2 separate regions of the Homo sapiens genome follow, and region 2 is linked to region 1. Evidence: chromatin loops called from intact Hi-C (ENCODE). Cell type or tissue: heart right ventricle. All regions are shown on one strand. Links, peaks and the distances in the headings refer to the core of each region. The heading gives the core; the rest is flanking DNA.

Evidence for each region. Hi-C counts contacts between places; a loop is a spot of excess contacts. Peaks named below come from ENCODE experiments on the same cell type or tissue, not always from the same donor. Only the 100,000 strongest peaks of a DNase experiment are listed, where the experiment ranks them.
Region 2: a loop joins it to region 1, with 3 times the contacts of the local background. A loop is called at or near these places in 30 of 110 quality-filtered maps.

The regions. Positions count from the first base shown.
Region 1 is chr10:32,066,062-32,068,977 of GRCh38, reverse strand. No RefSeq gene overlaps it. Among named protein-coding and RNA genes, the nearest start is that of KIF5B, 11 kb to the right of the region's middle. In heart right ventricle, for the core only: no CTCF peak of the experiment used is centred there; no DNase peak of the experiment used is centred there.
Region 2 is chr10:32,138,163-32,141,078 of GRCh38, reverse strand. No RefSeq gene overlaps it. Among named protein-coding and RNA genes, the nearest start is that of KIF5B, 83 kb to the right of the region's middle. RefSeq lists an enhancer at 1,113-1,842. In heart right ventricle, for the core only: a CTCF peak has its summit at 1,619; a DNase peak (open chromatin) is centred at 1,558; H3K27ac peaks cover 2,284 bases.

The DNA of each region.
Region 1 (2,916 bases), core at 255-2,754:
GATGCTGTGCTGTGCCGCCCAAGCGCCCAAATTCCCAATTTATGACCGAGGCAGTGGCGGCTTTCAGTCTCCTTGGGAATTCCCTTCTACAGAAGGGAGCTGCTTCATCTAAAATTATGTCCATTCCCCAGGGACAGCCAGCCTGCGAGGCCTAGCCCCTTGTCCCAGTTAGCACTGCCATCCCTGCTCCAGGGATTCCTCCATGAGATCGGCTGAGGCCTCCGTGCCAACTGCATCACAGTCCAACGTCCCTGCTTAATCCTGCTGTTGACAGCTCTCCCCAGTTAACCTTCTGCAAGCAAATTTCTGCCTGAGACACTTCTCCACATCAAACTCAACCTAAGACACACGGCAAAATTCTTTGATACAATTAAAGATAACCATTTTTGGCCGGCGCAGTGGCTCACGCCTGTAATCCCAGCACTTTGGGAGGCCTGAGGAGGTCAGGTTTGAGACCAGCTTGGTCAACATGGTGAAACCCCATCTCTATTAAAAATACAAAAATTAGCCAGGCATGGTGGCGTGCTCCTGTAATCTCAGCTGCTGGGGAGGCTGAGGCACAAGAATCACTTGAACCCACGAGATGGAGGTTGCAGTGAGCTGAGATCATGCCGCTGCACTCCAGCCTGGGCAACAGTGACACTCCATCTCAAAATAATAATAATAATAATAATAATAATAATAATAATAATAACAATTTTTATGTAATTGTAGATTACTACTCTATTAATTGGGTTTAAGTGAATGCACTGGTTGTGGTAACATTCCTGCCAGTTTTCTTATAAATCTGTCTGCTTAATTCTAGGTGTGTGGACTTGGCTTTACAAATGTTAATTTCTGTAGGCCGGGCACTGTGGCTCATGCCTATAATCCCAGCACTTTGGGAGGCCGAGTTGGGTGGATCATCTGAGGTCAAGTGTTTGAGCTACTCAGGAGGCTGAGGCAGGAGAATCGCTTGAACTCAGGAGGTGGAAGTTGCAGTGAGCCGAGGTCGTGCCACTGCACTCCAGCCTGGGTGACAGAGCAAGATTTTGCCTCAAAAAAAAAAAAAAAAGAAAGAAAGAAAGAAAGAAAGAAAAAGGAGTCTGAAAAAACAGTCTGAAAAAAATGTAAAATGTATACGTCTTGTTTTCTAAAAATAGAATAAATTAGCTTGTCAAATCACAGTAAAAATATGAATAAATAGGAGAGACTCTCCAGTTTATTTCTCAATTATGTCCATTCTCCTTATAATTACTAATTATCAGGTGACTTGCTGAGCAAGAATGAAACCTTGGTCATTGAAGACATGAGGATGCTGGGAGCGGTGGCTCATACCTGTAATCCCCACACTTTGGGAGGCCAAAGAGAGAGGATCACCTGAGCCCAGGAGTTGGAGACCAGCCTGGATGACATAGTGAGACCCTGTCTCTACAAAATATTTTAAAATTAGCTAAGTATGGTGGCACATGCCTGTAGTTCCAGCTACTAGGGAGGCCGAGGCAGGAGGATCACTTGAACCTAGGAGCCTGAGGCTCTAGTGAGCTGTGATTGAGCCACTGCACTTCAGTCTGGGCAACAGAGCAAGACCCTATCTCTAAAAAAAATAAAAAATACAAAAATATATGAGGGAAGCTGCTACACCTGGTCAACCAATGGTACGTTTAACCTAACGTTCTGCATAGAGAGGCAAGTTTTGTTAAACATCTTGGCAGTGATCCCTGATATCAACTTTAAATTGTCAGGAAAGTTTTCCAAAATATCCATTATTTGTGCTCTCATGGCCCTGCTTTTATAGAACCTATCCCTATGGTTTCTACTATCCTAACTCCCCCACTAGAATCCTGGTCTTTTTCAATGGGAACCTGTTCATAATTTTATCCCACCAACTTTTGAGCAGAGCATGTTAATTAATAGGCACTCGTTGAATTCCAATTTCAATCAGTACAGAGGACTTATTAGCATTTGTGAGATCCTGAGCACTGAGCTAAGCATTGTTGAAGGAAACGAGCCATAGTCACTGCCCTCAAGTAACTTATATCCTCGGAGTGACAACATAATTAAACTGGAGACCCAGATACAAACTGTGGCAAATTAAATATGGGAGGTTGAATATTCACATTTCTCTTCAAACCCCCTGAAGCTCCACTAAAATGTTAGTAAAGAAATACCAGGCCGAGCGCGGTGGCTGAAGCCTAGCCTGTAATCCCAGCAATTTGGAAGGCCAAGGGGGGCAGATTATTTGATGCCAGGAGTTCGAGACTAGTCTGGCCAACACAACGAAACCCTTCTCTACTAGAAATACAAAAATTAGCCAGGCGTGGTGGCATATACCTGTAATCCGACGTACTTGGGAGGCTGAAACAGGAGAATTGCTTCAGCCTGGGAGGCAGAGGTTGTGGTGAGCCGAGATCGCTCCACTGCACTCCAGCCTGGGTGACACCATGAGACTCTGTCTCAAAAAAACAAAAAAAACCCAAAAAACCCCAAAAAAACAAAATGCCAAAGCCTAAAGCCACGATATAAAGAAAACTTGAAAGAAGACTATCAGCAAACAGGATTTCAACAAAATGTTGGAAATGTGTAACTACCTAAATAGCCTGGAGAAAGCTAAAAACCTAAGCTTGCAGGCAGAATGTCAATAAGTAAGTTAATTCTCTATATAGAACACCAGACAGCCTCGGGAAATGTAGACACCAGGAGGCTGAGGTGCAGGGTAGAGCTGAAAATAGGAGGGTTTAGTTAAAAATGTATATAAAGATCTGTTGGAATGCAATTTCCCCCCCACCAAAAATGCCAGAAGATTGTCCTCTCCCCCAGCACAACAGAAAGAAGGAAGCTCACTCTCTCGAGAAGTTGAACCAGGGAGGCTGTGGACTCAGGGACATCACACACACAAAGATGGGGTGAGTCGCCTACTGAAAACAGGGAAATAAA
Region 2 (2,916 bases), core at 187-2,686, 72 kb before region 1:
TAAGTACCGTGAAGCTCTTGTTAGTTATTGAGTAGTAATAGGAATCAGTAGAATCCCCATTCATTTGTATCTCTTCTCGTAATAAGCATCAATTGAGCACCCACTGCATGCAGGGCCCTCTGCTTGTCACCCATGGGGGTACACAGACACAATCTCTACCCTTCCAGAATTTAGCACCTTAAAACCAGCCAAGTGGAGTGCTGGAAACGAGGGGCAAAAGGTGTCCTCAGTGGTGCGCTAAGTTGGTTCTGAGCAATGTGTCACAGTGCAAACCAAAAATAAAATTCTAAAGCCCACTAACCATCTGAATGGATCCCTCCTTTCAGCCAATGGCATTTGAAAGTTCACCTGAAAAAACTAGTTCAGGCCATGATGGAAGGGGGCGTTGGACATGCCTCATGATCCCCTCCTGTCTTTGGAATTCAGGAAAAGCTGACCAACATTAACATTAACACAGACCTTAAGTCTGATAAGAAACATTTACAATCTATTCTCTCTGAAGCCTACTACCCAGAGGCTTCATCCGCATGATAAAAACTTGGTGTCTACAACCCCTTTTCGTAACCCAAACATTCCTTTCTGTTGATAATAACTTTTTCAACCAATTGCCAAACAGAACATTTTAAAATCTATCTATGACCTGGAAGCTGCCCCATCTTTAAGTTGTCCCGCCCTTCCAGATGGAACCAATACACATCTTAGACATATTGATTAATGTCTCGTGTCTCCATCAAATGTATAAAAGCAAGCTATGCCCCGACCTTGTTGGGCACATGTCACCAGGACCCCCTGAGGTGTGTCATGGGTGCATCCTTAACCTTGGCAAGATAAGCTTTCTAAATTGACTGAGTCCTGTCTCAGATGCTTCTGGGTTCATAACGGATACCCCATACCTACATTTTGAATAAACAAGCAAGACTGATGATGGCTGGGTGTGGCGGCTCAAGTCTGTAATCCAAGCACTTTGGGAGGCTGAGGTAGGTGGATCACTTGAGGCCAGGAGTTTGAGACTGGCCTGGTCAACATGGCGAAACCCTATGGCGAAACCCTATCTCTACAAAAAAAAAAAAAAAAAAAAAATGAGCTGAGCATGGTGGCGCATGCCTGTAGTCCCAGCTACTTGGGAGGCTGAGATGGGAGGATTGTTTCAGCCCAGGAGATGAAGGTTGCAGTGAGCCCTAGTTGCGCCTTTGCACTCCAGCCTGGGTGACAGAGTGAGATCCCATCTCAAAAAAAGAATGATGCTGACCACAGCTGGTTTTGCTCACATGTCTCTTTAGTCATCGGAGAGGCCAGGCCCTGGCCAACCCCCAGTCCTCCCGCTGGACTTAATGCATGTGGGCAGTTTGGTTTCTGCCAAAGGCCAACAGGGTTCACCTCAGGTCTGTTAGTGGCACTTTGGGGCTTTAAGTGCAGTCATTTTTAATTCATGAAATTCAAAGGAGACACTGAATGAGTTGGCTCTCCAGCCCTTAACAGGCTGGCCTGAGCATTTTGGGGCGGAAGCATTTTGTAAGGGATTGGAGAAGCCACGCCTTGACCCAGGCAGGGAAAAGGATGACTCAGCCTGAGCCACTGAGGTTGGGCAGGAAACAGCTGATTCTCCTGCTGTGGTGCTAGGCAGGACTGCCTCCCCGCGGGGAGCGGCAGGGGGGTGGGCAGGGGAACAGGTTGCCTTGGGAATCTGGAGTGACTTTAACTGGCAGCTCTTTTTCTTCTCTTCCTTGGGTTATTCCTGGGGATTTGGGGAAAGAGTTGAGCAACAGGCTGGGTTAAAGGAGACAAAATAGAAAGGAAATGAGGAGCTCTGCAAGGCCATCCCTCGAAATAGGCCAGCAAATTCAACTCTTGGAGCCTCTTAGGGAGTCAGGTGGAACCAGGAGGAGCACAAAACACAGGAGAGATCCTTAACACACTGTAAAACGTGAATGTGTTTTTTTGCACCTGGCAAGAAGCCCCCAAAGCTGTACTCTTCAAGGAACTGCCAGCAGCCTGCAGAGATGGTCTTGCGTAGCTTCTGTCAGTCAAGAAAAATGATGAGACAAGTCTCATTTTAGGAGGTTTATTTGCCAAAGCTAAGGACGCACACTGTGACACAGCCTCAGGAGGTCCTGATGACATGTGTCCAAGGTGGGTCGGGGCACAGCTTGGTTTTACACATTTAGGGAGACATGAGACATCAATCAATATATTTAAGAAGTACATTGGTTTGTCCAAAAAGGTGGGTGCCAGGCCTCTGAGCCCAAGCTAAGCCATCATATCCCCTGTAACCTGCATGTATACATCCAGATGGCCTGAAGCAACTGAAGATTCACAAAAGAAGTGAAAATAGCCTTAACTGATGACATTCCACCATTGTGATTTGTTCCTGCCCTACCCTTACTGATACATACATTCTGCCCCACCCTTAAGAAGGTAATTTGTAATATTCTCCCCTAGCCCTTAAGAAGGTACTTTGTATGCCTATCCCAAACCTATAAGAACTAATGATAATCCCACCACCCTTTGCTGACTCCTTTTTTGGACTCAGCCTGCCTGCACCCAGGTGAAATATACAGCCTTGTTGCTCACACAAAGCCTGTTGGTGGACTCTCTTCACACGGACCCGCGTGACATTTGGTGCCGAAGACCCGGGACAGGAGGACTCCTTCGGGAGACCGGTCCCCTGTCCTCGCCCTCACTCCCTAGGGAGATCCACCTACGACCTCAGGTCCTCAGCCCAACCAGCCCAAGGAACATCTCACCAATTTCAAATCTGGTAAGCGGTGTTTTCACTCGTCTTCAGCCTCTCTTGCTACCCTTCAATCTTCCTCTCTCGCTACCCTTCAATCTCCCTGTCCTTCCAATTCCAGTTATTTTCCCTCTCTAGTAGAGACAAAGGAGACACATTTTATCCGTGGACCCGAAACTCCGGCG